4 separate regions of the Mus musculus genome follow, and regions 2, 3 and 4 are each linked to region 1. Evidence: chromatin loops called from intact Hi-C (ENCODE). Cell type or tissue: heart. All regions are shown on one strand. Region 1 overlaps Lhfp (lipoma HMGIC fusion partner). Region 2 overlaps Lhfp (lipoma HMGIC fusion partner). Region 3 overlaps Lhfp (lipoma HMGIC fusion partner). Region 4 overlaps Lhfp (lipoma HMGIC fusion partner).

Region 1 (8,000 bases):
TACATTTGACTGAGGCAGGAGACTCACAGACAGAGCCACCTCTGTCAAGCTGTGCGCTGAGATGGGTGCTGCTGACTTAGTCACCTAGGGAATAATCATGTGGCTTCGTTTCCCATTGCAAAGCTGTCTGCTGTGTGGTGTCTAACTCTAAAAGGCAGTAAGGAACTCCTGGCAAGTGCTTGTAGTAAGCTTAGGAAAGATTGTGTACCATTGGATGTAGGGCTGAGACTTTGCAAAGGGGAAATGCTCCAGCAGCAGGTTTCTAAGTAGATTTTATTTTGGCTTCTCAAGCTGTTGGGCCTTGGTTTGGTTTGGTTTTCCCCTGGTTGCTGGAACACAGTGCCTGAGGGAGACTCATTTAGCTCAGTTTCAGAGATTGGAAGTCCAAGATTTATGCCATTATTCATCTGACCTCAGGGGAAGGTCTGGTGGCGAATGGTATCACAAGAGAGGAGGAAGCACCTTGTGATGCTTTGTACAAACTTGGCCCAGGGAGTGGCACTATTAGAAAGTGTGGCCATGTTGGAGTAGGTGTATCACTGTGGGTATGGGCCGTAAGACCCTCATCCTAGCTGCCTGGAAGCCAGTATTCTGCTAGCAGCCTTTAGATGAAGATGTAGAACTCCCAGCTGCTGCACAATACCTGCCTGGATGCTGCCATGTTCTGCCTTGATGATAATGGACTGAACATCTGAACCTGTAAGCCAACCCCAATTAGATGTTGTCCTTATAAGAGTTGCCTTGGTCATGGTGTCTGTTCACAGCAGTAAAACCCTAAGCCATACCTGAAGAAGCCTGGAGGGTGGAGAGCAGCAGGGTTTTTTTGTCAGCCTTCTCTCACTGGTAATCCTCCTCAGAGCAATATTTCCAGTAACCCAATTTGCATGTTTTAAGGCACACTCCTTTAAAAAGATGATCATCTTGCTGGGGGGTGGTGGGACACACCTTCAATCCCAGCACACCGGAAGCAGAAGCAGGAGGATCTCTGAGTTTGAGGTCAGCCTGGTCTGTGGAGTGAGTTCCAGGACAATCAGAGCTATGCAGAGAAACTCTGTCTTGAAAAACCAAAACAAAGAACTCAAAACATCTCTTAGTATAATTCATTGGCACCACACCTCCAACATAAAAACACTCAGGAGACAGCCCCATTCTTCTTCTTAGAAATCAGGCACTCCACCAGTGTGCCCTTCAGGGACCGGACACATCATCACCTGGCACTGCCAGGTGCAGCACATTTCCACAGTCCCTAGGAGCTGTAACACTCACACTCTTTAAAAGGTCTCTCCTGACATCATGGCTCTCTCACATCCTCTCTGTCTTTCAGTCTGTCTTTCTGTCTGTATGTCTCTACCTTGTAGAAGTTAGTCCTGGTTCTGCCTCCCGGTTTCATGCTCCCAGAAATAAGACTCAGACTCAAAATATATTTACAAATACCTTGGCCATAGAGCTAGGCTCTCTTCTGACTAGATCATAACTCAAGACAACCCATTTATTTTAATCTACATTTTTGCCATGTGGTTGGTTATCTATGTGCAGGTACCTTGCATCTGTCTCCAACATCTTCCAGGGTAGATCTTTCTGCTCCTGACTCTATGGCAGAATTCTTTTTGCCTCCATGATGTCACACCTTCTATTTCTGTCAAAGTCACATGGCATAGACTTTTTAATTGACAAGTGATGTACCCACACAATACACAAGATATTCTCTCCACACTACCTCACATGTCCCCACACCAAGATGGCCTTTCGCTTCCCTCTCTCCCAATAAATCTCTTGTGTGAGAACTTGCATGGTATTTTTTCTCTGAGGCAAACCTTGGCTCCAACCCGCCAAGGTGCTTCTAAATCCTAACACCTCTGCCCATGTCCTTCTCTCTTCCTCTCTCTTAGTGTCAAGTGGGGTCAGATAGATCTTTTCCTGACTGTCCTGAGTCTCTTCTTTTGCCTACTATGAGTGCACCCCAGTAGGGAGGCTGTCCCTGAATGGTATGGAAACTGTCCCTGATGATGTCACCAGATAAGAAAAAAGTTTAAGACAGAGTAACTTTGTTATCTTGTTGCTTTGAGACAGGAACTTGCTATATACCCTATGGTGGCATCAAACTTTCAATCCTCCTATGTCATACTCACCAGTGAGGGGCTTACAGGCATTCACCACCAGGCCCATCAGGAATAGTGTTTAGGCTCTGCAGATGGGCTGTGAATTATGAAATAATATTCACTTGTCACACATCATTCAAGAACCCTGCTACTGAAAGTACCAGTAGTTACAATTGCACTATAACCACAGACCGTTTACTAGTTACCCACAAATGCTACCTCGGGCTCTGTACTAAGTGATTGAAAGAACCAGTTGCTATTTATAATCAGGGACCACTGAGAGAGAGCCTGAGCCTTAGGTCAGCTGTTTGTCATGTTTCTGTTTGGCCCCCTTCAATGTCCCCTCTTGAAACTGAGTGCAACCTTCTGGGGCAGAAGCCAAAGGAAAAAGACCGGACTCTCTTTCTCATTCAATCCGAAGACTTTTCATGGTCTCAATTTAGCTAAGCAACCTTGAATCCATGAATCTCGAGTCCAACAAAGAGCTTTGCTTGGATTCATTTTTGAAGCTTGGCAGCCTCTGTAGGTATAGCACATGACTCCCCCATACATCTCTTAAAAAGTTTTCATCGAACACCTGCTAATTGGCAGAGATCCATTGGTCACAGGGTAAAAACAGAAATTTCCACAGATCCTCCAGGGATGAGTTGAATAGCACAGAGTCAAGAGAAGGGATTAAGATATATAAAGGTATAGTATTTGTTATGCTAAAACAACTTTATATCATGTTCCTTCTGAGGAGAGTTGAAAGGAGGGCTGTGATGCCAACACCAGTTAGGATAGTCTCAAACCTAGTTTAAGTGATTTCTAGCACACCACGTTGTTGGCAGAGCAAAGCATGCTTTTCTGGAGGTGTCTGTAGTTAGGTCGGTGCGGCTTTTGATGGTGTCAGAAACGATTGCCCTTAAATTCCCATGATTGTGTTTACAGCCTCAAGTACAAAAGCACCCCCAGGCTTTCTTGTCAGGATGTATTTTAAAATTTCAGGCTGAAATGGAAGACATGACATTGAGGAAACGTAGAGATAAATAAGAGAGTGTACCTAGAAAAAATGTTGTATACAAAAGGCTGACGTTCCCACAGGAAAGAAAAACATGCTTTTATCTTTGACAGAATTAATATTTAGGACAGAATGTCTGATACTTGCTTCCCTCTTACGTCAAAGCATTGGAAGCTCTAGCTGGCGTCCAGCAAGTCCAAGTGCTTAGCAGCGCTGCATGGCTTGTGGTTCTGTGTCCTTGGCAGCAGCTGAGTGTTCAGCCTGGCCCAAAGCATCATTTGATGGAACGAAGAAACAGGGCATGGGGGAGGAGAAAGGGAGGAGGGGGATAAGGGAAGGGAGATACATAGGAAGGTGTGAGAGGAAAAGAGTTAAGTGGAATCATTGAAATTGGCAAGGTGTATCTCGTTACCGCAGATGCCCCAGTGTGCGCCCGTCTCGCAGTCCTGACAGAACTAGGACTAGAGCGCAGATTGGTTCCACCATTGTCTCCATCTTGCTGGTTCTCTGCTTCTCAGCACAGCATCGTTTCTAAACATTTTTAAAGATTCTTGAAAAAAAATCATTAAAATGTAAAAATCGTTGGACCAAAAGTTTGATTTAAGCTGAGTTTAAAAAAAAAAATCCCCCAAAGGCTACATTTCATAGATGGAACAAGATCGTACTGAAATTATCTGAGAAGAAATTCCTCTCGTTATTTCTTTGGCATTTCCTTGTTTTATTTTTTATGGGAAAATAATCCGCAGGCATTTCCATAGCTCACATTTGACTCCAGATGTAAACCTCGTCGCCCTCTTTAATTTCAGTCTGTGTCTCTCTTCATTTCTTCTCTCTCTGTTGGCTCATCTTGGCTTTGAGTCTCCTTGCTTTCTTTCTGCAGGGCCCTCGTGACCTTTCTCACGCCTCTGCCTTCTCTTCCACCATTTCTCCTCGCGCTGTCCCAGCTTCATGACCTCTTTCCCTGCCAGGCAGTTTTCTACAGATTACAGAGTCTGTGTTTTTCTAGTTGTCGTCCCCTATTTCCTGTTCTTCTGTTGATGTCTTCCTTTCATCCTGTCCCTCCCTGCCCTTTCCCTGTCTCCAAGGATTTCTGATGTGGACTGTCATGAGCGAGCACTCTGTGACAGGACTCAGCTGTTTCTCCGTTATTCAGTCAAGACTATTTTTCTACAAAATAAAAGCCCCTGGACGATCTTCATGGGAAGGTAGTCTGTCTGATCTACATTCTGTATTTTGGGGTCTCAGCTTCCAGTCATTATCCTTAGTCTCAGCTGTTACTCCCTACTATGTTCCTATTGTTTTCTGTGCCCATGAGCAGCAAATAAAGAGGGATCTTTACCGAATTAAACTTGAGATTTCAAAGCATTATTTGGTTCAATGCAGTGCACCCAGGCCATGGTGAGCTTCTCTGAGATCTGCCACTGTGTGCAGTTGCTTGGTATATAAAGCGCCTCCCTCACCTTAGAAGGTTGCCTTGTGATCTTTTCTCCTTAGTGTGCATTTTGTCTTGTGGTTTTTCTTTTATGCAAATGTAAGCCAGCCTTTATTTTCCATGAGTATATTCCTAAGGATAGACTCTATGGGTCATACCTATAACTTTACAAGAATTTACCATTCCAGTTTCTGGAATATGTTGATAATTTTGCATCCTCAACAGAAGTGTCTGAGAGTGCCACATGACACATGTCCTTCCCATAACTTAAAAACTGCAAGTCTTTTTAAATATAATCTGCTTGTAGGTGTGTGGTAGAGGCTTTGTCATCTCATTCCTAACTAGAGGGTAGAATTTCCATTTGGGGGCCTTCTTTAGTGGTGGCCCTGTTCAGACATTTCTCTCCTTCTTGAATGTGTTCTTTTCCTAAACTGTGAGACTTCTGTATTCATTTGGGGGATTTAAGCAATATGAGGAACAGAGCACTGCAAATATTTTCTTAAGTCTGCTGCTTATGCCTCTGTTTTCCCAGCTGCCTTTCAAATAATAAACTTTTTTTTTAAATTTGGATTAAACCTATTTTAGCAATTCTTTCTTCTATAGTTTGTGTTTAAGCAATCCATGTCTAACCAAACAGCGTGGATATTTTTACTATAGTTTTATTTTTACATGGAGATTCATAATCTTAGAATTACTTAGAGTCTTAGAAAATGTAGAATACATTTTTTAACACATATGAGGTCATTTTTGTTTGTTTTCTGTGTGGTTGTTCCAGCCCCTTCATTGACATGTCTGGCCTTTCTTCCATTGGATTATCTTAACATTTTATCAGAAACACGTAACAGCAAAGTACTGATTTGTTGTGTGCCCGTGGAACAAACTCACTAGGTCATTTGATGTCCCAAGTATGTAGTTCAGAGTTTAACTTAAGGTTTTGTTTTGTTGTTGTTGTTGTTTTTATTGATGTCCGAGGCCTCTGACCTTTGACTCTGTTCTTTGTAATATCCTCAGAACATGAGCTGTATATGTTCCATCTCTCTCTGCCTCTGAAGGAAGCTCTTAGCTTTGTTGTTATTTCTTTTTATTTGCTTTTGAGATGCAGAGATAAAACTCAGTGAAAACACCAGGATTCTGTAATCCTTTCCACCCATGGTGTGCTGGTTTGAACAGCTATGGCCCCCATAGAGTCATGTGTTTGAATGCTTGGCCCATAGAGAGTGGCACTATTAGGAGGTGTGGCCTTGTTGGAGGAAGTGTGTCACTGTGTAGGTGGGCTTTGAGGTCTCCTGTGCTCAAACTCTGTCCAGTGTGGAATCTAAGTCCCCTCCTGATGGCCTACAGATGACAGCCCCCCTTCTGCTGCCTTTGGATCAAGATACAGAACTCTCAGCTCCTCTAGTACCAATCCAGCTTGTTTGCTCTCATGCTTCCCACCATGATGATGATGGACTAAACATCTGAAACTGTAAGCCAGCCCCAGTTAAGTGTTGACCTACATACATAAGGGTTGCCTTGGTCGTGGTGTCTCTTCACAGCAATGAAACCCTCACTGCCTTAGTTTTATTGCTGTGAAGAAACACTGTGATCAAGGCAACTCTTATAAAGGACAACATTTAATTGGGGCTGGCTTACAGGTTCAGAGGTTCAGTCTGTTATCATTCAAGATGGGAACATGGCAGCATGCAGGCAGGCATGGCACTATAGGAGCTGAGAGTTCTACATCTTCATCCAAAGAAATCCAGGAGCAATCTACTGTCTTCCAGGCAGCAAGAAGAAGGAAATCTAACCCCCCCCCCCCCCCACACACACACAGTGACACACTTCCTCTGACAAGGTCACACCTACTCCAATAAGTTCACACCTCCTAACAGCACCACTCCCTGGGCCAAGCATATGCAAATGACCACACTAAGACACCTGGGCTTGTCCAAGATCCTGAGGCTGCTGGTTTTATGGATACACTAATACACTGAGGTGTGTTCCAGAAAGGAGATACCTGTCGATGCCTTCATTTTCCTCAGCTTATAAAAATGAGCGTGTACATCTGCTTTGTGATGTGACCTTCTGCAGAGGCTGGGAATGGATTAAAATATATAAGTAGGCATCCTCATCATAGTCTGAAGTCTGGACAAGCAGACACAGTTCTCCACAAGGACCTCCATTCTCCTCACTCTGTGAGTCACCCAGGAAGGTTGGCTGAGGTTGGTTAATAAGCCCTTTCAGGAAGTTGCCACTTGACTGTATGTGACTTCAGATATGTCACCTAGGGTATTTGCCCTCAAAAAGTGTGTGTGTCTATCCCTTGATCGACACTGGCCTCTTCTTGCATTGTTAATACCTTTGAAAGACTGCAGCTTTCCGAACCTTCAACCTTGAGGGCAACTCTAAGAATCAATGTGTTTGTGTCTTGCGTGTTTAGGAAATAAAGATGTGCATTTCATGGCCAAGTGGGAGTATTGCTTCATATGATAGGGCTCATCAGAAATGTAATGAAATTTCTACAATTTCTTTGCTTTCTGGATGTATTCTGTTCATTTATGGAATACTCTAGCTGTATTCCGGAAAGCTCTTCTTTCTCTCTTCTCACACACTATCACTGATGATTACAGCCAATGAAGTAACTGCTTCCTAACATTTGATAAATACATTACAGCAACCGCAAGAAGTAACAGGAGACTTCAAAGCTTTTCCCCAGTGAAATAAAACCAGATTATTGTTCCCATAAACTGTCTCCCCCGCCACCCCCCGGTTTCTGGACCAGCCTCCTCCTAGCTGTTGTGTTAAACATGTCTGCTTTCTCTAGAAATAATGAAACTCCTGGAATCTTGGGATTTGAGTCATTCTTTCTGGCAAAACCAAAACAAAACAAACCCACAAAGATAATTTGATTTTTAAACAATATAAGCATTTGTTATCTTATAAGCATTGATGATCTCTGGAACTAAAAACACCACTCCACCCCCCCTTTTTTTTCCTTTGATCTGGGAGAAGCATGTGTGGAGTTAGCTCAGAGTATGCTGTGGGTACTCCCATGTCCTGTGTTCCTCAATGACTAACCCAGATTGCAGTTCTGGGAAGCTGAGACTGCTGCTTCTGACATTTGCAGCCATTCCAGCAGCCTACGCTGCATACTCAGTAAATGTTATCAAATGGTTTAGACACACAACATCTGAGACTCTCAACTCTTATTAGCAAATCCTTCAAAGGAAGAATAAAGGGGCGGAGCAAATAATAACGTATACAAGTACTAGAACTTTACTTTTTCCAAATGACTTAAAATGCCAGCAATTACATATATTGGGTGAAACCCTTCTGTCTTTTAAAACAGTATCACTAGGAAACCAAGAGCAATGGACATGTATAAGTATACATCCATTCTGTCCACAAATGCCAGTGACTGAGATATTCTTTAGTAATGTTAAAATGAAATTTCAGAAAGGATTTGAGTACTATACTTTAAATAAAACCA
Region 2 (8,000 bases), 80 kb after region 1:
AGTTTGTATTTCTTTATGCATTTATTTTCAAGAGAGACCATTCAGAGCTTTGTACTTTGTTCAAAGACATTCTTGATGTCTGGCGATTCAGCCCTTCTGGCAGACAACATTGGTTATCTGACCTCGGAAAGTGTAATGGCCTGAACCTTAAACTTAAGACCCCTTGGGAGCCTCAGATCTCTCCAGGAAGACTGGAAGCTGTAAAGACCTGATTCATTATCTGTGAAAGTGCTTGCAAGGAATGCTATGAGGAAAACATCCTTATTTCAATAAGTATTGTGCAAATAAGTCCCATGTAGAGTTCTGACTTTAAGTCACATCTATGAAAACATGACCTGTCTTCCAGGTGAGTTGACTCTCTGCCCAGTTACCCCTGATCCAGTTTTATCTGCACTGTGTGGACATAGCCCCATGAGTATTGCCATGTTTCTCAGACTCAGAGTTGAGGTACTTGATTCTGGGCTGCTTTCTCAGTGTCTGCAGTGGTGATTTGAATGAGAAGTGTCCCCTAAGGGCATTTGAGCATTTGGTCCCCGGTTGGTAGCACTGTTTAGGAAGATTATGGAACCTTTGGAGATGGGCGCTTGAGGAGGTGCATCCCTGGGGGTGGGCTAGAAAGGTTTATAACCTCGACTGACTTTCAGTTCTCTCTGCTTCCTCCTCCCCCTGCTGTTGCATTGGCACCAGGCCTTCCCAACCACAATGGACTGAATCCCTCTGGGACCATAAGCCCAAATAAACCCCTTCCTCTGCAAGCTGCTCTATAGTTATAGTATTTTATCACAGCAGCAGAATGGTAACTAACACATCTTTCTTGTCAACAGACTTAAGAGACACCACAGAGGTGAGGGGTTTTTAGGAACATAGCAGTTGCCAGACATGGATTTTTATTGGTGAAGTGTGTGCCATGCTTAATTAGCACGATGAATCTTTTACAATGAACATTCACTGATAAAGACACTTAAGAGTGAAGATTGCCTGAAGTAGCAGAGTCTCCCTGTCCTTTCATGGGAGGCATCTAGCTGCTGTCTAGGAGTAGAGGCATCACACCAACCACAAGTGGTGTTTAGATTTACCAACCTGTATGGCATAGGTTCTGAGCAATCATAACCCATGTGGCCACAGTGATGAAGCAGGCTCACAGAGACCTCTTGCACGGAGGCATCAACTCTGGTTTGTGGGATATGAAGCTAGGAATCTCCACCATCTTCAAGGGAAGAAAAGACAAGTGGGATATTAGGGGGACTTTGGCAAAGGCAGTTTCCTTACCAGGAAACAGGTAAAGAGTAGTGCAATAACTGAGTCATCTTCAGTGATGAACTCCAGCTATGGCCTTCGGCTTAGATCGGTATCCACCACTTGATCTATCTATCGAGACATGGTTTCTCTGTGTAGCGTTGGCTGTCCTAGAACTCACTCTGTAGACCAAGCGGGCCCCAAACTCACAGAGATCTGCCTGCCTCTGCCTCCCCAGTGCTGGGATTAAAGGCATGTGCCCCTCCTGCCTGACACCACTTGATCATTCTTAAAGAGAGTGTTTTAATCTTTCTATTGAAGGATGTACGAGTGTGAATGGCCAAGGGGAACACAATCCTTCTTGACCCCTGCAGTATTTGCCAGTGGTGTCTTTCCTGCACACTGGTGGCCCAAACACAAAGAGCAATCTTGAACAGTTTGATAAGCCACTTATCTTTCATTTGCTTCAGTTTGCTTTGATTCCACTGTGTAGTTCAGGCTAGCTTTGAACTTGTGATCTTCCAACCTTTCTGCCTTCCAAAACCTGGTCTTACAGACACATGGCACCATGCCTTGATGAGTTGTGTTACACCTGCTTGCTGGTGTTTGTTTGCTTGTTTGTTTGTTTGCTTGTTTGTTTGTTAAATAAGTGTATGTACAGTGGAATTCGGTCTGAGGCTTGCTTTTATTTATATCTTGGAAATAAGGTCTTCGAAAAAGAGTGGCTAACCATTCACCATCTGTCAGATTTTACAATGAGTGTTGGAATTTACCATAAATAATTACAAGATTGGGCTGGAGAGATGGCTTAGTGGTTAAGAGCACTGACTGCTCTTCCAAAGGTCCTGAGTTCAAATCCCAGCAACCACATGGTGGCTCATAACCATCCATAATTAGATCCAATGCCCTCTTCTGTGTGTCAGAAGACAGCTACAGTGTACTTACATATAATAAATAAATGAATGTTTAAAAAAAAGGATCACAAAATTGGGCTTAACTGGATTTGGTTTAATTATATTCCCTTGATTTGCCTTCCAAGCATGGTGAGACTGTAGAGGGAAAATCTCTTAGCTCGGGGCAGATAGCCAGCATCAAAGTCCTGCCTGGAGCCACTGGGTTCCCAATAGTTCATTGCCTATGGAGAGTGAGCAGACGCCACTCAGTGTTCGGTGGAAATGTGACACAGACAGGGTGGGAGACTTGGCGCCATCACAGTTGAATGCTGTCTCTCTTCAGACAGGGTTGTGACAAAACTTCTGTGGGTCTCACCAAGCAACAGCACTGGGAGACAGACTTGGGGTTTTGGGAGACATTCTTTCTTTGGGTCCACCCAGAAATCCAAGAGCAGGTTTTTCCAGGAAGACTCTGCCTTTATCAAAGCATCCCAGACAAAAACTAAAGGATGATCTTCATGGTCTTTGAGACATGAACTAAACTAAAGGAAGCCTTGTTGGTTATTTTAGCCATTCCCATCTGGAGATCAGCTTCTGTGTTCATTCACGGTGTGAGCCCAAAGGCCACCTCTGTTCACTCAACCAATGACACACAAACAGATATCTCTAGTAAGGCTTTTAGGTTGCTTCAGTGTTAAGGGGCAAAGATCATAGCGCATGTGATGGCAGATACCCAGCTGGCCAATGACAAAGGGGAAACTGCATTTAGTAAGAATGGTACAAGGAGGTATGTTAACAGGTGTGTCTAATGTGTCCCATAGAGCATCATGGGAGTCATTCTACACATCCTAGCTTCACTGTATTTTTAAGCGGGTGTTTGGGGTTCTTGGCATGTGTACCAGAGAATGTTGGGTGGGTCAGGCATCTTTAACTTCCCTCTGGTGATTATGGGGGTCTTACTGGTTTGCTGGGATGGAGGGAGGTAGAACCTCTATTCAGTGTAAAGTGCAGAGGAATTACTTCTGGATCAACCTGACACCAAAGAAAAACAAATAAGTGCACTGTAAAGAGGTTACCTGGGGAGTCTGAGGTGTTTCATGAATGGTGTAGCTTTGTTCTATGCAGCCACAGCTACAGCATTGCCTGGTCACCCACTTCCTAGACCCACTGAGTACCCTTCCTAACTAGGATCCCCAGCTCGGTCCTTCCCTGCCAATAGATTTCTATCCCCTCCCTGAGGCCATGTGTACGTAGGGAAGGATTGCACACAGCTGGTTTGGAGGAGTGACTCACTCTGGTAACAGTGAGATGAGCCGCCTCAAGGAGGCAATGCAGACACTCAAGACACCCAGCTGTGCTGATATGTGGAACCTGGCACAGCTAAATTCATGAAAACCTGGGCATTTGGCCCAGGAGACAGTCATGTATGACAAGAAGATAACGTAGAACAAAAAGAGCAGGAGGTCTAGGGTCTTGACTGTCCATATTGCCTCCCTGAAGAGGCTCATCACACTGTTACCAGAGGATGAGTCATTCCTCCAAACCAGCTGTGTGCAACCCTTCCCTACATGCACAGGGCCTCAGGGAGAGGATAGAAATCTATTGGCTGCGAAGAACCGAGCTCTGCAGCTGTCAGTTCAACAAACACAACTCTTCGCATCAAAGGGAGTGAGAATTTATTCTAGAGCCAAATTTGAGTGACCAAGGCCTAGAAAATACGCAGCGAGGTCATCTCAGGTTCCTATATTTCCACACGGAAGCAGTTTCATAAAGTTATTTTTAAAAAATAATAGCTGCATACCACAGAATTGTTATAAGGCAATTTTAAAATACAGCAATGGATACATCAGAAAGGAGGCTAAAGCGAGATGGAGGAAGCCCTGCTATAGACCTCAGGTGCTATCTGACATCACTGGTAGCTTTTGAGTTGGTGGAAGTTAGTTATCTGCTAAGTTAATAGATTCTAGAAAGGTGAATCTATGGATATTAGTTCCAACACAGAGGTAGGCAAGGAACGGCTTCTCAAGGGGCTAAAGCTAGCCCAAGATAAGGTAGCCAGCTTCTGGTCCTGCCACATTCCACACCGTTCCACACCACTGCAGCGCTGATTAGTCAATCCGTCTTTGCAGAAAGAGCTTTTTGCCAGGAATTTTCATTCCCTCAGCTAAGGAGGTGTTATCATCTCCAGTGGGGCTTTTTTAAGCCCTCCCACACTCCTGCCTATAACCCCCATCATAGCTAATTGCTTGGTAAATAAGCCTAATAAGCAATTTACATTGACATGAAGTACATGCAGCCATCTTTAGCATTCAATGGCAATGATTCCAGGACCCTTGCAGACACTAATCTCAGAGAATGTTCACATTCCTTATTGAAATTGGTGTAGCATCCTCATGTAGCCTCCCTACAGTTTCCTGTGCATTTAATTTCCTCTCCAGTTGACTTACAATACCTGCTCCAATGTAATAACCCTGCTAGTACGCTATGAGGGGATAAGGGCAGAAACAGTGTACACACATGTTCACTGCAGATACCACATTGCAGGTAAGGAGTACCTTGATTTTCAGTTAAATCAAATCTATGTTTCAAAAATCCGTAGATACCAAGGTCAGACACGATGTCCAGATGACCTAGTTTGATGATGAAAGATGGTGGTGGTTTATTTATAGCCCCACCCCCAACTTATACTTATTTGCTTTGAGCATGTGAAATTACTTTAAAGAATGAAGGCATTCATTCTTTAAAGGGCTGACAAGAAGTGTCAGTGGATAAGAACACCTAAGGTTCTTTCACAGGGCCCAGGTTCAGTCCTCAGCTCGGAGTTCTATGAGATCCAATGCCCCCTTCTGGCCTCTGTTGGCATTGCATGTGGTGCACATATGTACTCCCACACACAAAAAATTAAAATAAATACTTTTTTAATGAAGTCCAATGTTGTGGTTCTGTTTAATGCTCCTTCTGACACATGCACGTGTGTGTGCATGTGCACACACATATACACACACATACAGAGGCTCATATGTTGGGACACGCATTCTTAGAAGGCATGCTGTTTTGAGAGGTTAAGTGACCTTCTGGCTAGCTAGCATGGGGTAGGTTGCTGAAGGCAACCTTTGAAGGTACAGCCCTATACACTAGTTCTAGTTTGACTCTCTTGCCTTCCTGTTCTGTCCCCCTTGAGCGCCTTTGCCTTAGGCTCACTATGACAAAGAACTGCTCAGCCACACCTTCTCCATCCAATGGACTAAAAGCCCCAGAAACCGGGAGCCCAAAGGAATCCACCCTTCCTTAGATTGCCTCTTCAGAAGGTTTGTCCTAGGCAAGAAGTAGTAGCTGATACAGCACGTAGTCACGGTTGCATATACTGTGTAGGTGAATAGTCAAGTTTAAGTGTTTCTCTGCAATTAGCAGAGACACTAGCTTGCTTTAGTGTGGGAATCGGGATGTTATATATCATAAACAAAGCCAGCCGCCGAGTGTAGTGACATGCTGAGGAGAGCACTTTTGAGAGACCTGGGAAAGTCACCAGTGTCCTGGATACCTATCCTCGTGATTAAAACACAAAAAGTGGCCTAGATACAGGGCTAGCAAGCTATGGGCCACATCTGCTCTCTACACTTCTGTAAATTACATTTTATGGGCAGGCAGCAATGCTCACTGACATACTTGGTATCAGTGGTTGCCTTTGAACTAAAATTTTTTACTGTCTGACTCTTTACAAAATAAGATTGTCAGACTTGACCTGTGCCTTCCTTTTCAAGAATGCCTTTAGTGCTGAAGTCTGTGGCTCTGTGATATGCTCACTTCGTGGCAGAAATGAGAGGAAAAAGGCAAAGGTCTCAGAAATAGAGGAAGGGTGCTCTGGTTCTGGGCAGGTTTGGAATTTAAAGGAGGCTCTGTTGTGTTCAGACTTAATCCCGTCACAGCGTCCACCCTCATCCCTGCTGCCTTCCTGTTTTGCCTGAAGCATTTGCCACCACTGCCTGGGGACCATTTTAGTTACATATAAAAGCCCTATAGTCATTCTGTGTGGGGCTCATGGGTTCCTTGTCTTTCAACTATATCAGCTCGGAAAAAATGCCTTTCATTCTCTGGAAAGCAATGTTTCCCACGTGGAGTATAAATCGACTTCATTTTGCCAGACTAGAGGCATTTGGTGAGGAAAATGGGCCACGTGTACCCCCAGGTGCTGCCCAGGCACACTTGGTGGCTTCTCCCAGGGGGCTGGATTAGACCGTGTTCCCTCCTACCTGGGTACGGAGAGCCTGCACACGGGTCTAATTGACCTGTCACTTCACAATGAGATTACAGGAATAAAGCTAAGATGTCTTCTTTGTCTCAGGTGATTTAATTTGTCAGCTGTCAGCTCAGTTGGATGTAGTTAGCTGTGAGTCCCTTAGACAGGATGCATGTCAGAGTGCTTGGACCACGGAGCTGCCCGTGGCTACTCCCCTACACTGCCACACGTGCCAGTGGAATGTAAGGGAAGATCAATAATTTTGATTCAGAAATTTTTAGAATTAAAAAAAGATCTGTGGAGTATAGCTGTTGCTAAATTTGTACAATACTTGGGTAACAGGCACACATCCCTGAATTTGACACACACCCCCACTTCAGATAAGGAGTGGTCATTATGTCAGTTTTTCATTTTGCATGTATCCATGTTTATTTACATGTTGTGTGTGCACACACGTGCATGTATGTGCATGTATGTGAGTGTGTGTGCATGTGTGTGCATATGTGTGTGCATATGTGTGTGCATATGTGTGTGTTGTACATTCAGTGTGAGCTGGGCAGTGAGTTGCAGTGAGCTGCCTGTCTATACTCCCGCTCTCTGACCCCAAGCCTGGCGTTATAAATACAAATGCTATGCTCAGCTTTCCCTGTGTCCTGGGGGGTGGAGTTCAGTCTGGTGTGTGTGTGTGTGTGTGTGTGGCAGCACTTTAGTGATGGACCTGTCCCCCAGCTGTCCCCCAGTCATGTTGCTTATCAATTTCTTTCTCCATAGACTCGAAAGCATGAACCTTGCCCTCATTTGAGGATATATGTGTATATGCATCTATAGCTCATATATGTGTATATGCATCTGTAGTGCATATATGTGTATATGCATCTATAGCTCATTTTCTTATTGAGATTTGCTCCTGAAAATATTCTATAAACAGTGCACATATCCTTTCCATCCTTTGTCTCAACACGTTTGCAAGAAAAGCAGGGCAGGGAACTGACCGTGATGCTGTGTGAGGGATTTAGAGAGAACGACCTGTCTTCCTGTGGTATTTAAGTACATAGATTTTTTTTTCTTGTTCCATTGATCCTTTGCTTCTTTTTACCTTTGTTCCTTGTACAACAAAAGAGAATAAGGTGAGACATGCCTGCTTCTTCTCCACCCAAACTTTATATTTGCATATCAGTATGCTAACTGTCAAAATGTCTCAGTGAAAGATAATGTGCTTTGAAGTCAGACATCTTATAAAGTCCCGACTCAGGACCAGACACGCTGGATGGCCAGCAGTGACCCTGTGAGGAAAGAGAAAGGGGCAAGGACACTGTGGAGCTCACATTCCCACGGGGAGCACAAGAAGGCGCAGCAAGGACAGAGAGATGGGGTGGGGGTGGGGTTATAGCAGTGCGTCAGTCAAGTTTTCATTAGGAAAGCAAATACCCAAAGCAGCTAACTTTATACCAAAAAAAGAAAAAAAGGGAGGAGGAGGAGGAAAAAAGATCAAGACTGGATGACCCTGCTGGTTTGGAGAGAGTGTAAACAATGCAGAATAATCACATTTTAAACTCGAACAAGAGACCAGGCCATTCTGTTTCTTCTAGGGCCTCCAGTAACATAAAGGCTTCCCATAATAACCTATGTTGCCA
Region 3 (8,000 bases), 58 kb after region 1:
TACTCATCAATAATATTATAAGATGCTCAGATTTTCTAATACTTCACTAGTGAAAGGGTAGTTTATAAGGAAAGTTAATTTAAAATTCAGTTGAAACCTGTTGTAAACATTATATATATAATATATATGTATATATATTATATATATAATATATATATATATATTATATATATATATATATATATAATGGAGTTATGGATATTAATGTAATAAGGTTTGTTAGCTGTTTCTTCCTGCTACATCTGAGACTTTTTTTCCTGCCTTTTAATTCTTTAATTGGTGGAGAAAATGAACCTGATCAAGACCTGAAGGCTGTAACGTTCTGGCACTTGCCGTGTGGGTTCAGGTTGTTAGTGAGGCGAGTGTTTTCTTCTTCAGGCTCAGCATTTTGATTATGTCAAAACTGAAATAAGCCCCTGCAGTTGAATCCAGACTACCAGACCACCTGAGTGAGTGTCTCAGCCATCTGCCACTGCTTGAGTAGATTCTTCTACTTTGGTTCTCTGCTGTCTTCAGTAATTTCATGCTGTTAGGATAGCAATACTAGGGAGAGGAGCCGGGCGTGGTGGCGCACGCCTTTAATCCCAGCACTCGGGAGGCAGAAGCAGGTGAATTTCTGAGTTCCAGGCCAGCCTGGTCTACAGAGTGAGTTCCAGGACAGCCAGGGCTATAGAGAAACCCTGTCTTGGAAAAAAAAAAAAAAGTAATAATACTAGGGAGAGGAGATTGGTAAAACACTGTGTGGCATGCACAAAAAAGTAATAATACTAGGGAGAGGAGATTAGTAAAACACTGTGTGGCATGCACAAAGCCCAGGGGTCAGTCACTATCACTGAAAACCAATGATCCTGGAAAGGGATGTGGTTTTCGCCTCTGGTTGGTCCTCTCCCCATGTGCCTGTACTGAGAGATGCTTTGTGCAAACATGCTGGACCACCAGCTACCGCACATCAATTATGTGCTGTGCTATCATGTACATTCCTTTGATGTCACACCAGCTACAAGTCGTCCAGGTAGCCTTATTCACAATAGCACAGACAGTATTCTGAGGCTCAAGGACTGGCTATCCTCCTCCTTCACTCATTCTGAGTAGTAACTGATGCAGTAATGCTTTCTGCAGCTACATCAGGGTCAATCTAGGTATGCACATTCCCACTTCTCTTTTCTCCCCATGGAACTTGGCTACTCAAATCTCTCTGGTGCCCAAGTCGCCAGCGCTTCCCAGGGGTCACCAGTCCTTGGGTCCTCTGTGTATTATCAAGACAAGGTACTTGGTGTGTTCTGCTTAGAGCTTCTAGGTCTTCTGCCTATCTCCATTTAAACAGGACACAACTCCTAAATCTGCCCCAGTTCTTGCAAGAGGCAATGTGACAAAAACCTGTTCTCCAGAGTCAGTCTGATTGGCCCTTGATCTCACCACTGAGGTCCCTGGTGTCAGTTAGCCCAGGGATCCTGGGAAGATTCATGATGAGGGCATCAAAGTGCTTCCCACGCTCAGAACAGGGCCCTGTGAAGGAAACTGAACTGGTTGTTTATCAGGAATCAAAGCAAAGATCTGGGTGCCTGGCAGGCTGGGAGGTGGCTGGGGAGAGCATTTGATTTCAGGATGCTGGGTTGTGCTGTCTTTGAGGCCAGATATCTGCCCTCGAATCCCAGAATTTTGCAAATCTGTTCTATAAAACAACGTGCCCTGAAGGTAGAGCGCGTCCCTGTTGTATAACTACTGTTCTACAGATAAACGCTCCGTATAACGTTCCTTCCACTTCGTCAGACTATCACGAGGTGGGAGCTGCATGTCTTAGTCTGTCCCGGGGCTTTAGACATGTTTTATCTAACCCTCACGATGACTCTGTAAGAGGCAGTCCATTGTATGTCCATTTTATGAAGAAACTTCTAGAGCTCTAGTTTAAGACTTGCAAGGCCAGTATCTAAGAAGCAGCAGAGCAAATATTTGAATGCAAGGCTGCCAGGCTCCAAAGCCCTCATCCCAACAGTTTTCCACTGGAACATTTTTCTGCGGTTGGGCACACACTTACTGGAGTACTGTTGGAACCAATACTGCATTTTCCAAGCAAGGAGAGAAGGAGCCAGAGTTTGCAGTGTACTTAAGAGTTCAGCTTTTTATTTTTGTTTAATTTCTGAAAGGGTATTGTTGGAGCCTAGCCCTGCTTTTTTTTTTTTTAACTTGCATGCTTAATTGTGATGGTTGTTTGACTTTTTAAAATCATTTTAAGAGTAATTCATTTTGCACACAGGGATCCTGAAGGAAGGAGACTTTTACTTAAAAGTGAACTCCACTGTCACTCTGGGCTTTCTGAAGTGTCTTGTGAGCTCCCTTTGGGATTTCTGGGTCGGAGAGCCAAGGCAAGGCGTTTCTATTTTAATGTGCAGGAGAGTCGTTTGGGAACTGTGAAAGGATTAGAAGTGCCCTTTCTTGAGATTTGTGCATAAATCATTTTCCAAAGTTGATGGGTCCCAGTTTCAGTGCCTTCTGGGCCAAAGGATAGAGAATAATGGATGGATAATGGCAAACATTTTGCATACTGCAAGAGGGCAGTGTATGAGAGATGACAAGAATTATATTAGTTGAGGCTCCATACTTCCTTAACAAATACTCTTTCCCCTATGTGGCCCCCACAAAAGGATGGATTTCCAGATCCATAGAGAAATGGGAAAATGGGCAGGTCAGCGATAAGCAAACGGATAAACCAGTTCTAAAGCCCTGCTGACCTTAGACCCACTATGGTCAGTGAGCAGATGTTGGCTGTCCATTTCTATCAGCTCCTCTAAGAGTTGAAACTTTCTCCTATCAAGTTAGAGGGGGATGTAACAATTCCCAGCCACAGATCTGTGGTTGGCTCTAGAAAAAGGTTTCTATTGTGAAGCCATGAACAAGCAGTAAAGTATCTTTGCTTTTGATGAGATTACAGTATTGTTTATGTGATCATCCACTCATGAGCACCTGTAGCCACTAATAGAGACTCTAAAATCAACCGGTACCAACTGAAGTCCTTGTGTTTCTCCTGCAATAGCATGATTGTTATAGCCCCCGACACAATCCACTGCCATCCTAAGCTGTTATTGTATGCCATGCTCCCAATGCTCCAGTCATAAGCCCTGAATGTATGGCTAATGACAATGATGCAGATTTAGGCACCATGCTAAGGGACAGAAATTATTAGGTGTACTTTGTGCAAGAAGATCTGAGCTCAAGAGAGGCCAAAGGCTCATGGTCACATATCTAACTAGGGTGGTATCTAAATCTGGCAGAAAGCACTTTACAAAGCCCTTGCTGCTTTCTGTGGGTCCTAGCCAGTGGCCTCATCAGGATCTGTTCCAGAGCAGCAGACCAGAAGTTGCATTTTAACAAGTGCCCCTAACCCGGGAAGCTGGTCCTCACATGTATTGCTCTGTACAACACACTGGAAATCTGAAACTCCTGTAACTTTGATTTTACTCCTGATACAATGGGACACCATTGGGTCAGTGGAAATAACTGTCTCTTTGGTGAACATGGTCCAGAAACCTTACAGTAAAAGCCAAGAACCAAATGTGTCAAGCCATAGCTGTACACTACCCTTACTTCTGGTCATCGCGGTGGTGGGTGGCACCTAGATAGCTCCGCGTGCTTCACCTCATCAGTTCTGGCTCTATTTGACTGGTATAAACGACGCCTCCTCTAGACATAAAACAGTAGCAAGAAAAATAGAAAATGAGCAAGCCGGAAAGGCATCAGTGTGTGCGACTGATGTGACTTGGAGAGCAAGTGTCCGGTGCTCACCGTGGTAGGGATAATCCTGCTCAGGCCTTCTCTATTCTTTCTTGTAAGAAGAGAGAAAGAAAAGGACACTACCAGCATCCTGCCCGTATATATATGACAGCACACTCACCACACTCTCCTGTCTGCAGGACAGACTGACAGTTTCCAATTGAGACCACTCACTGACTCTCGTGATCAAGGACTGTGCCACTTCTTCACCAACACCATCTTATTCGATCCCTGCCGATGCCCAAGGCAACGCTCTTCCCTCATTTTGTAGCCCCTGGAGAGGTGGCTGATGGAGCTGAAGTGCTTGTAGCCCAGGGCTGGGAAGCTGATGCCTTGGCTTGCCTGACAAGTGTCACCTGCAAATGGCAGTACCCGCCACACTCTCATCATCAGAAACAACTTGTTTTCTCTGTACCCGAGATTGCCTGGGACCCTGGAAAGAGAAAAGATGACAAGCCACTCATGGCTGAAGTTAGCTCCTGAGGTTCCTCTGTGCGCTAGGAAGGCATCCTGGTGCCTGACGCCCTGTATTTGTCTTTTGTGTCTTGTGTCACATGATCTGAAAAAGGAAACGAAACAAGGGTTGATGGACCATTTGGAAAAACATTTTAAGAAAACCCAGAGTTGTCTGCAGGATGATTAAACAAAGAAAGACTGCCTGCGATTAGATCACACATGGGTGTCGGTGCAGAAAAGAGCACACTTTCCTTTGCATTGCAGCTCTGAGGTATTACTTGTGATGACAAAGACCACTGCTCACTATGATGCCTGCAGGTACACTTACTGGACAGAGACTCTCGGAGCCCTAAAGCTCACACTGGGGTCACTGGGACCCTAAAAGCAGGGATTGGCAGGTTTTAAAGGGCCTGTCCCTTGTCTGGGGTTGCAAGCTGCCAGTTGGCTAAGACTCTCGGGACTACTGCACATGTGGATGTGGAGAGTGGAGCGGAGAGCACATGGCTCTTTTTGGGGACTCTCGGGGCTGGAAGATACTCAGAACACTGGGTGTGTCCCCTGGAAGCTCTGCAGCACATTTAGAAGTACAGGCCTACTTTGATAAGCTTCTGTATTAAATACAGGCAATTATATGTCATATCATTTATTGATTATGAACTGTTGTGTCATTTCCTCAGGCTTTTGAAAGTGACAAATAGTAATGTCACAGTGACTTGGTATTTAACAAATATTATAAGTGAACGCATGGAATGGAAGTAAGCCCACAGACAGGAGATATAATACAGAAATAACTGTAATGCAATGCAATATACAACCTCAAATAAACCGTAATGTATGCAGGAGCTCCTGGGGGGTGGGAAACCAGTAGCTCACTGCTGGGCAGCAGGGAGGGCTGAATGTTGATGTTTCTAGACTTAAACAGCACGGATTTTCATGGCCAAGTCGGAGCATTAACCTAAGGAACAGAAATGTACCTGGCCCTGCATTAATGAAGATGTTCCCAAAAAAAGACACTCATCTCTTTTAGCCTTCCCATCGGCCATTGAAACCACAGACCCCAAAGAAATAGGAGTTCTCCAGGAATCTGATGCTAGGAGAAGTCAGAGGGGGAAGAGGAACTTTTTTTCCAGAAAGAGTCCACAGTGTTCTACCAACTTGTCAGGCTGCCAGAAGGATGAGAGTGAAGCCCAGATCATGGCGATCAGTGGTGGATGGGACCACACCTTGACCATGACCTCTTCGATGAGCACATGCTTAGCTCTCTATTTCAACTTCAGTTTCACTTCAGGACCCAGGACATGGACTTGGGGGGCGGGGTCCAGAATCTCTCTTCCCCTCTTCCCATCGAATATGTCTCCTTTCCCTGCTTTCCACAGTGAAGTTGGCTCTCGATTGGCTTGCTGAGGATCCTTGGTGACCAAAGCTGACTTAGGTCACAGGCTGTGATCCCCCAATTCAATAACAAAATTCTCTTATCAAAGAGAAAGAACCCAACTTTCAGAAAAGCGAAGGTCTCAAGACAGAGAGCCAGTGGTGGATGCAGTAGTCCGGGATCTCCGGGGCACCACGGCTAGTTAGCAGTAGATAAGATATTGGGAGAGAGAGATATTCAGATAGGGCCAAAGCCACCATGTCCCTGTTTGACCTCATGCTGTGCATGTGGCTTGAAGTGGACTCATGTCCAACCACTGAGATGATAACAGATAGGAAAGAGTCCTGGACTGGGATTCCAGAGCTCTGCGATTAACCTGAGATCTCTTTTTCTTGGACAAGCTTCTTACAGTCCCTGTGCCTCAGTTTCTGATAAGTACTCAGAGGACCATGGCTTACTGGAGCCTGACCCACCTGTCTTGCTATGCAACATATAGTTTGCTTTTAGCTACATTTGTGTGTGTGTGTGTGTGTGTGTGTGTGTGGCGGTGAGGGGATCTGAAGAGTTACAGCACTAGAGCTCACTGGCGCTCCCTCTCCGTGGCTGTTTATTCTGCTATGTTTTGTAAAGGAGTCCTTATCTGCTGTGGAAACGGAGAGGGCCTCCTATACAAATTAGCATACAGAGGGAGACTTTGAGATGGAAGCTTGCCAACCCATTCCAAAGGAAACGTCCAGATAGCTGGCTGGAAGATAGAGCAGCCTTTATGAGAACAGTAAAGAAAACACTTTCCCTCAGTGCTTGTCACAGAAAAGGAGATAAAGGGACTGAGGGACGGATGAAAGTATCCAAAAGCCATAAAGGATGAATTGATGGGAAAGGCGGTGGGTGGGAAAAGTCACACTATTTTTAAAAAAAGAAAGAAAGAAAAGTGGAAAAAATTGCTCAATAGTCATGGAAAAGAAATGGGGTCACATACAAACTTTCAAGAGTAGCCTGGAAAAAAAAATAATAAAAATAAGGCTTTATGAGCGTAAGGAGGACGCCACTCTTCCCACCTGGGGAGAGTAATTGGCAGTGGCTAACTGGGGGTTTGTTCTGTCTCCTGGCTGGAGCAGTGTTGTTACGGTAATATTCCCCGGCCAAGTGTTCAGTGCGGAGCTTGAATAGAAAGAGCTCAGCAGCAGGGAAGGTTCCCAGCCCTGGGCTTGATCTTGAACCTCTGGACCCTTCACAGAGTTAAGGCTTCACGTTCACATGCTAAGACTTAACTAGCATTATGGCAGATAGCACTAGCCTTGTAGGGACACAGAGAAGAACTGGGAGTGTGTGGACAGATGAAGAATCCACACTGAGGAAGGAAGTCACTGGGCTAAAGAGTAGACCTCTACAGTTTTTATTGAAGTTATTGGGTTTTTTTTTTTTTGAAGTTATTTTTCATTCTCTATAAATGCGTGTTTTGCTACATGGGTCTAGAATGCCCATAGAGACCAAAAGAGGCTGTTAGATCTCCAGAGCTGGAGTTGCAGTTGGTTGTGAGCCACGTGCAGGTGCTGGGAACTGAACCCAGGTCCTCTGCCAGAGCAACAAGGGCAATTAGCCACTGAGCCATCTCTCCAGCACAGAACGTCGATTTCTAACTTTAGTCGGCACCACTAGGGAGTGTCTGAATCTTTGCATTTATCAAAGGTCTTTTTTTTCCCCATTAACACTGGCTTCTCTCGAAAGGTCAGTCCATGGATGTGGCTCCTAAAATATTTTGATTTGTCCTTGAATAGAGTGAGCCCCAAGCCCTGTGTAGTCAGGATGGAATGGCCTAATAGCCACTGCATTATTCAAATGGATTTGTTAAATTGCAGAATTATTCAGTCACCTAGTGCGCTTTCTCTTTCTCTCTCTCTCTCTCTCTCTCTCTCTCTCTCTCTCTCTCTCTCTCTCTCTCTCTCTGTCTCTCTATTCGTTTTTAGGAGGCAGCATCTCTCTGTACTCTACAAAATGACCTTATTCAGGATGTGTTGCCCCTACCCCCCCAGCAGACTACAGTGAGAAGGCTGGGTGAAAAGGGAAGGCTCGTCTGATGTATAATTTGTGACTTACTCATGACCTGTTAAAAGTTGCAGAGTCTCTGGGATGACAAAAATAGATTCCTTCCTAGTCCCAAGTGAGCCTGACTCTCATTGCTCCCTGGCATCGCACCTCCATTGGCACTTCCGGAAGGCTGCTGCCCCAGCTCCCAGGGCCCTTCCCACCTTGCCCCTGACTACACAGCTTTTTCAAAATGTGTGATAGTGTGATTTTTTTTTTATGATTTGTTTTTAAAGTAGTGGCAAAGGAACTTGCTTAAAATTAAGCCTGGATGGAAACAAGGTCTGTAAATATAGTAAGGAAAATCTCTATACGTCGT
Region 4 (8,000 bases), 110 kb before region 1:
ACGAGGCAAGTGTCTTAGTCAGGGTTTCTAAGTGCAACAAAAACACGGTGACCAAAAAGCAAGTTGGAGAGGAGAAAGGGTCTCTTTGCTTTACACTTGCAGATCACAGTCCATCACTGCAGGAGCCAGGAAAGAAACTCAAGCAGGGCTGGAACCTGGAAACAAGAGCTGGTGCAGAAGCCATGGAGGGCTGCTGCTTACGGGCTTGCTTCCCATGGCTTGCTCAGCCTGCTCTGATAGAACCCAGGACCACCAGTCCAAGGATAGCATCACCTACGATGGGCTAGGCTCTCCCCCACTGATCACTAGTTGAGAAAAATGAATAACAGCTGGGTCTCATGGAGGCATTTTCTCAGCTGGATCTCCTTCCTCTCTGATGACTCCAGCTTGTATCAAAAGCTGGACACACAAACCCAGCAAGTTTGCAGCCAGCCCGTGCTATGTATAACAGGGCAAGAAACAACGACTTTAATTCTATTAGTTGAAACAAAAGAGCAATTGGCTAGTGGCATTAGTCATCTCTAACATAGAACAAGTGACATAATTTGAAGAACAGTCAAAATGAACACACAGGCCTCCAAGGTAATGTGTGTGTGTGTGTGTGTATATATATATATATATATATATATATATATATAATTTTGAAAAGGCAATAGAGGAGCCTTAAAAACTATGAGTGAGCCTGCATCCCTGTCCAGGATGCACATCACTCTACTATTCTTAATGTAGAAATTAGAGAGAGGTTAGAATTAATAGTGTGTGTGTGTGTGTGTATGCACACGTGTGTGAGTACCTGGCAGTGTATGCAGAGGCCAGAGGAAGACTTTGGCTATCTTACTCTATTGATCTCCATTTTATTCATTGAACTTGGAGCTAATTTGGCAACCAGCAAAGCCTTGGGGATCCTTTTCTCGTGTCTGCTCCCTACAGGGCTGGACTTGCAGGCAGCATAGTCCTAGCTTTTCCTGTGCTTGCTGGAGATCTGGACTCAGAGCCTCATCTTGGGAAGCAAGCGCTCTTTCCCCTGATCTGTCCCACCAGCCCCCATCTCGTGAAATGAATGGACACCATCATTTCATTTCCAGGCCGCGGTAAGAAAGCTTCCTGCTTAGACTCTTTCTGGTCTAGGGAGAATGAATGTTTACGCTTCTACCTGTCCTGACCCAAATTGGCACTAATGCTTAATTGACCATCTTTGGCATGTGCCTTGTATCAGTAAGGACAGCATTTAAAGCCTTACACCTTACCAATCTAAGCAGCCGGCTCTCATCTGCAGCCCCAGGACTTTTAGAGGCTTTTCACTGTATTGCACAGGTAGGTCAACAACCCAGCTCTAGTCTGCACGAACTCTGGTAAAGCTATTATAAATCCAAGTAGCGGGAAGTGAACCGAGTTCTACTTTAGTTTGAAACAACATAAGGACATGTCTAAAATGAGATAGTCAGAGTCTCTGGTTCCACGGTTAGGAAACAAAGCTTCCTGTTTAGGAAAATTCCCCCAGGGGAGGTTTAGTTTACACAAGAAATTAAACTGTAATAAGGCAGGAGGAAGAGATGTCTCCTTTAGGGTGCCTTGCACAGTACATAAACATGAATAAAAAGTAGCTACTAGCTACTCTGTGATCTCCACAGACTTTGAGGTAAAGAGGCCTTCACTTCATATATCAGACTGTTTGAGTAATGGATCCCAAAGAAAGAGAAATCTCCCTGAAATACCACGATGAGGAAGGAGCAAACAACAAAACAAGCATCCCCGACGCCAGCCAGAGGCCCTGGCTTTCCAGGAGAAGATCCCATACAATTTTGATCCCTTTGTAAGACAGAGCGGGGCTGAGAGGTCGGTGATGAGCTATCTGTGTGAGGGCCAAGGGCAGCACACAGGATGTTCCTAGGGAAAGAATGAGACAGGAAGTGGGAAGAGTGGAGGAAACAGCCCGCCAGCACAGTTTAGATGTGAACACAGGAAAGTAAGTGGCCTGTTGGACTTGGTGAAGAAAATTTGACAGTGGTGTGCTTTGCCAAAGCAGAGGTAAAGGTAGAAGGGGCGCATCCTACGTGGATTCCATTGTATGTGTATGTGTGTGTGCATGTGTGTGTGCGTGCATGTGCACGAACACATATACACTATTAGGAACTGTATAGTACTGCTGTTCAAAGCCTCCCGTGAGAAACTGTAGTTCTTTTGTATCGTGCATGCTCTCTTTATGTTTGGCTGCTTTGTATCTAATTTTAGGTACCTTTGAGGTTTCCTATCATGCTATCTGGTTGCTGCTTGTATAGGTCACAGGCAGAGCTCTAGGACGTTCCTTGTCCTTGCTATGATACCTTATCCATCCCATGTCTTCCCTCCCTGGTTTAACGTTTGCATTTATAACCTTATACACACGACGGGCTTTAAGGATGACTTAAAGCTGCCAGGATCCTTGTCTTTGGTGCATTGATAGTAGATCTTTCGCATGTTAACTCCCAACACTGCATTCAGCTATTATCCAAGCAGGTTTACGAAGCCATTTGTGGGTTACCACTTTGTAGAATACAAAAGAAACATAATTCTGGTCTTTTGCAATTTTGTCCAGCTATCTAGAGATGCTAAGCCTCTGCTACATGCCAGGAAGTGAGCTGAGGGCTAAATAGTTTTAGATGATCAAGCTAGGGTGCATGGATTTTGCTCTCATGCGGTTTCCCTTTTAAATTCTATGTATGTATGTATGTATGTATGTATGTATGTAAACTAACAGTGGAAATCAGGATAGAAAATTGCTCTAGGCCCCATTGAAAATTAAGTGCTCAGGTTTCAGGATGGATGGATGAAGAACGTGCTGCATCTATAGAAAGCCTTTTGTGTTTGTGGAGTCTTCTAACATCCCTGACTTTGGGATGGAGGTCACTTTGCTGGTGCTGGGCCCTTTGCTTGGAGGTAGCGCTTGATCCCTCTAAGCTGGACACAGCCTGGAGCTTCTGAGATGGATGGCAGGAAGAACTTTTGATTGGTAATGCAGAAGGAATGTGAAACACAAACAGGATAGGAACAATCTTGTAGTACTTTCCAAATTTAATTTCTAGGGCGAAACACAAACAGAGTTGAGAGAAAGATGACCAGCTGAGAAATCTAACTTCTGGAAATGATTTGGCTTCAGTTCAGTTTTTGTATGAGTCTCACAGGCACTTGGAAACTGCTTTTGATAAAAAGCACTGTCTCCTCCCTGAGGCCCACAGAGTCACTCAGTGCCTGGGATCTCTGCCTTCTAGTAAGGACTCTAGACAGACTCTTGCTCGACTTTGCATGCACATGGTAGTCCTTGAGGAGTGTCTGTCTACCTGAACTATATCAACCCCTTCTGAGGCTGGAGACACAGAAATTAACATTCTCTCTCTCTCTCTCTCTCTCTCTCTCTCTCTCTCTCTCTCTGTGTGTGTGTGTATGAATGAGTGCATATGAGTGTGCATGTATATGAGTGTGGGAAGTGTGTGTATGTATGAGAGTGTGTGTATGAATGTGTATGTGTGTGTGTTTATGTGTGAGTGTGTATATGTATGTATATATGGGTATGTGTGTATTTGTGTGTGTGAGTGTAAGTGTGTGTCTATGTGTGTATGTTATTGAGGCTTCTGAATCAGAGCCTCTTTCTCTAAAACTCTGGCTAGTTATATTAATACTCGTTGTTCTTTGTGTCTCTGTCTCTCACACAAATAAGAGAGAGAGAGAGAGAGAGAGAGAGCCACACACAGCATTTAGCTCTGTTTACTAGTTTTATATCTTTTTATAGATCTGAATTGAAATTGATCCGTAGAAGAAGCATGTTAGATCCGAGCAGGCCATTGTTCTGGGTAAAGCAAATGATTGTGCCCACTAAACTCTACTCAGACTCACCACAAACTCACTTTCTTCTGAAGGATGTTTTCCTGCCCCACGTTTATATTGAGCATCCTCCTTTGGAATTCTAACAGGCTATTTTATTTTCATAAAACATTTCATAAAAGGCAGTAGTTCCCATTTTAGGTTGTTACAAGCTATGAAGATGTGTGCCAAGCCACCCATTTTAAGGAGCAAATTTTCCTCCTCACACTGGTTTCCTATATAAAATTTATCATGCTTTGCCTTTTATGACATATAATATTGGCAAAAAGGAAAAAATTCCCCTCAACCAAGTAACTGGGACCATTTGCTCGAATTCTCTCTGGAGTTAAGAATTATGGAGAAAGTGATAAGAATGAAGTGGTTTTGTTGCTCTAGAGCAGAAAATATCATTTCCATAAGAGTTTGTTAATAAATAGTATTTGGGGCGTCATGGGCCATATTGTCTCTGTGAAAGGCATTCTCCTCTATGGGAAAGAGTCTGGAGATAGTTTGTGGACAAGTGAAAGTTGTGTTTAATAATTAAGCTTTATTTTAAAAACAGGCTGCAGGTTAAATTTACTTTCTGTTTTTGTACAATTTCTTGGCTCCTGCCAGCAAATCCATCCTGGAAGTCTCTTTTTGTCTTTTTTGTTGTTGTTGTTGTTGTTTTTTTGTTTTTTGGTTTTTGGTTTTTGGTTTTTTTTTTTGTTTGTTTTTTTTGTTTTAACTTTTTTCTCAGAGGAGAGAAAAGTGGAAGGAAGAAGGAGGAAAAAGATGGCAGAGGAGCAGAGAGGAGAATAGAGGAGGGGAGAGGAGGGGAGGAGGGAGAGGAGAGGAAGGGAAGGAGGGGAGGAAGGAGAGGAGAGGAGGAGGAGGGGATGGAAGAGGAGGGAGAGGAGAAGAGATGAAGAGAGGAGGAAATGAGGGGAGAGAAGGGGAAAAGGAGGGGAAGGGGAGGAGGGAGAGGAGAGGAGGAGAGGGGAGAGGAGAGAAGAGGGGAAGAGGAGGGGAGGGGAGGGGGAGAGGAGAGGAGATAAGGAGTAGGGTGGGAGGAGGGAGAGGAGAGAAGAAGAGAGGAAGAGGAAAAGGGGAGGGGAGAGGAGGGGAGGAGGGAGAGGACAGGAGGGGAGAGGATGAAGAAACAGACCTTATGTGGTCTACAAGGTCTAATATATTTATTTTGAATTTTTTGGAAAAATTTATTGTGATTGCTTACTTCTTTCTTAATAATCTCAAGTTATGTTTGGATTTGGGGGGGTCTTTGTCTATTTTGTTCTCCTTCAACTTCAATAATAGGAGATAAAGAGAATTTATTACAGAAAGTATGGTCTTTAAAATTTGTAAAATATCAGATATCAGAGAAAGATAAACTGATAGTTTTCTTCAGTCAGTCCTTTTCCTTATAATTTAATATTTTATAGAACATTTAAAAATTTAGTTTTATTTTATATGTATGGGTATTTTTTTCCTGTATATATGTATTCAACAATGAGTAGAGTGTCTGTGGAGATCAGAAGAGGGCATCAGATCTCTGGAACTAGAGTTACAGATGGTTGTAAGCCACCATGCTGGGATCTGAACTCCAGTCCATTGGAAGAGCAGCCAGTGCTTTGAACCACCAAGCCATCTCTCCAGGGAATATGTGTGTGTGTGTGTGTGTGTGTATGTATGTATGTGTATGTATATATATGTGTGTATAGATGTACATATCTATACATAGATATATTTTTTTCTGATTTTGAAAAACCCATCTCTAAGTGAGATCATTTAAACATTCCTGTTCGGTTTTGTGCTTTAAGAATGGAGTCTCCTAGCCTGTATTTGGGACACCAAGGCTGTCTCCATAGTTGAAATGTTCTTAATGTGATGCCTAAAACAACACTAGTTAACAAGTATTCATCCCATGGCTACCATGTGAAAGACACCAGGCTACATGGTTAGCCAATGTCTTCTCAGTATATTAAAGAAAATTGTAGTTATAAACCCTGGTTTTAGGGGAAAGCAAGTAGCAAGTTTAAAGTCACAGGCAGAAGCAGTCCTATCCGGTTTTTTTCCTTCAGCTCTGTTCCCAGCATCTTGTGTCTGCTGTCAGCTCAGCTTCAGTAACCTGGAGGGACCCACAGCACAGGACACACACTCCACAGTTTCTGCCATACAGAGATGGATGTTAATGTTTCCAAAGGATGCTTGAAGTTCGAGCAAGTAGAAAGCCCCTGGTTACCAAGAAAGCAAAAGGACTAGAAAGCTTAGCAGTGTTAGGCTCCTTTGTACCCTGGTGCAGCTACTTACTATTTCCACCCAAGAGAGCCCCATCTGAAGACACAATTCTTTTCCCTTCGTAACAAAACCCAGGTGTATGGGGCTACACACTAGAGAGGAACAACTTGCCATAAAATAAATAAATAGATAAAATTGTCTCTCAAGTTCCCAGAAGTCATCTCTGCATTTCTTTGCATTTGTCTTTCAGGTGTACCTCAGGGCACCACGGGTTACAAATTGAGTTAAAAAAAAAAAATCTAAACAAAATGGCCCCAGGGCTTTTCTGCCTTTTATTTGGCAGCCACCTTTCTTAAAGAGTTGTTATTCTCTGTATGACTTCCCCCTAAGCTGGTTGGCGCAGCAGAGGGGCAGAGGGTGGGACCCATTCTCTCCCTGCTGGCTCGCTCACTGGCTGGGGTGGTGGCCGAAGCTGTGAGTCAACACACCGGAATCCGTGAACCCCAAAGGGATGATCTTCATGCGAGCAGTTCTTCACATCTCAGAAGGGCTTCCAGCTTCCCCTCTTGCAGCCACCCTGCCAGGAATTGGCCAGGGCTAAACTGTATACGGGATGCATTTTTCTAATAAGCAAATGTGCCTTCTGAAAGTACTGGGCACTGAGGGCTAAAGCTCCCAGCCTCCTGCACGGTCCCCTGAAAACGGTCAGTCTCTTTTCTGCTGTGTTTCTGTGGCCATTTCTTCCACGTTCTGTGGGTTCTTTGCTGTCCTGTGGCAGCTTGCCAGCATTCCATCTTATTTTAACAACCACCTAAATATAAAAACCAAGGCACCAGAATTGTAACCGAGGCTTCATTTCGCAATAACAATTGTGTTATCATATGTAGCCTGCAGTGAACCCAGTTAAATTCTAGCCTTTCCTTTTTGTCAGCAGTGCTTAGAATTGACATTCCTAACATACACTGGGTTCTACTTTTTAAGAAAGAATTTTTTTGCCGCCCCTTGATATTATAATGCAACTTTAACATCTTTCCTAACTCCTCCCAGTTTATCTTCCTTCTTTATAGGAGATGAGCTGGGTAGCAAGCTTGTTGGGAGAGTTTGACTTGGTTCTAAGCAAATGGTGTATTTTATTCTTCTATGCTCCACACACCCCTTTGCTGAGAATGCAACCCAGGGCCTGTGTATTTTGGTAACAGTGTCTATGTGCCTTTTGTACTGTGAGTCTTACATGCAAATTGCAGGATTTTGATTGCCTTTGGGGAATACACAACAAGTCTTGGCCCTCTCATATGACAGACAGCCCTGGGAATGCTATCTATTCACCTCCCCTAACAGGAAAAGCAGAGGTTCTGGGAAGAAAAGGATCATGCCAGACACATTCTTCACCTTGTTCTCAGGCCCCTGAGTTAGCCTCTATATTTTATGACCTCAAATTATTAATATAATCTGTTACCTGGCAGGAACAATAAAATACAGAGACATGACAGTAGATTAATAAAGATCTGATGAGGAGCAAAAATCTCCTGATCACTCTATGAAATGCTGTTCCCAGGGCAGCAGAAATTATGGTCCAAGTCCCAGGCCTGTGCTTGCTTGTCTGTTTTACTCTTATTAGCCGGGAAGACATTAAAATATGTCACAGTGCTGCTCTGCAGAATGCCTCTGTGCTGATGACTTGCAAACTGGCTCCTCTTAGCTTGTTCTCGAGCAAAATCTATTTTGACCCGTGTAAGTCACTTACCAACCCCGTGGATTCATTCATTGGAGTCAACTAAGAATGTTTTGCTTTTTTGGATAATTCTCATTTATATTTTCTCTCTCTCTCTCTCTCTCTCTGTCTCTCTCTGTCTCTCTCTCTCTCTCCCCCATATTGGCCTATGTCTTTTATGACTCATAATGAGGAATTTTTTTTAAAAATTACTATCACCCCCACTGTGGTCATT

What was found. A loop is a pair of places that touch in the nucleus more often than their neighbours do. Peaks named below come from ENCODE experiments on the same cell type or tissue, not always from the same donor. Only the 100,000 strongest peaks of a DNase experiment are listed, where the experiment ranks them.
Region 2: a loop joins it to region 1, with 2.4 times the contacts of the local background. A loop is called at or near these places in 2 of 42 quality-filtered maps.
Region 3: a loop joins it to region 1, with 2.4 times the contacts of the local background. A loop is called at or near these places in 3 of 42 quality-filtered maps.
Region 4: a loop joins it to region 1, with 2.7 times the contacts of the local background. A loop is called at or near these places in 2 of 42 quality-filtered maps.

Annotation. Positions count from the first base shown.
Region 1 is chr3:53,162,093-53,170,092 of GRCm38, forward strand. The region is part of intron 2 of Lhfp (lipoma HMGIC fusion partner); the gene reads left to right. Among named protein-coding and RNA genes, the nearest start is that of C130075A20Rik, 74 kb to the left of the region's middle. In heart, no CTCF peak of the experiment used is centred here; DNase peaks (open chromatin) are centred at 3,389 and 4,089; H3K27ac peaks cover 1,487 bases.
Region 2 is chr3:53,242,326-53,250,325 of GRCm38, forward strand. All of the region lies in intron 3 of Lhfp (lipoma HMGIC fusion partner), which reads left to right. Among named protein-coding and RNA genes, the nearest start is that of Gm40048, 150 kb to the right of the region's middle. In heart, a CTCF peak has its summit at 4,986 (motif pointing left); DNase peaks (open chromatin) are centred at 3,406 and 3,666.
Region 3 is chr3:53,219,708-53,227,707 of GRCm38, forward strand. The region is part of intron 2 of Lhfp (lipoma HMGIC fusion partner); the gene reads left to right. Among named protein-coding and RNA genes, the nearest start is that of C130075A20Rik, 130 kb to the left of the region's middle. In heart, no CTCF peak of the experiment used is centred here; a DNase peak (open chromatin) is centred at 4,634; H3K27ac peaks cover 1,162 bases.
Region 4 is chr3:53,057,086-53,065,085 of GRCm38, forward strand. All of the region lies in intron 2 of Lhfp (lipoma HMGIC fusion partner), which reads left to right. Among named protein-coding and RNA genes, the nearest start is that of Lhfp, 20 kb to the left of the region's middle. In heart, no CTCF peak of the experiment used is centred here; DNase peaks (open chromatin) are centred at 3,086 and 6,726; H3K27ac peaks cover 2,262 bases.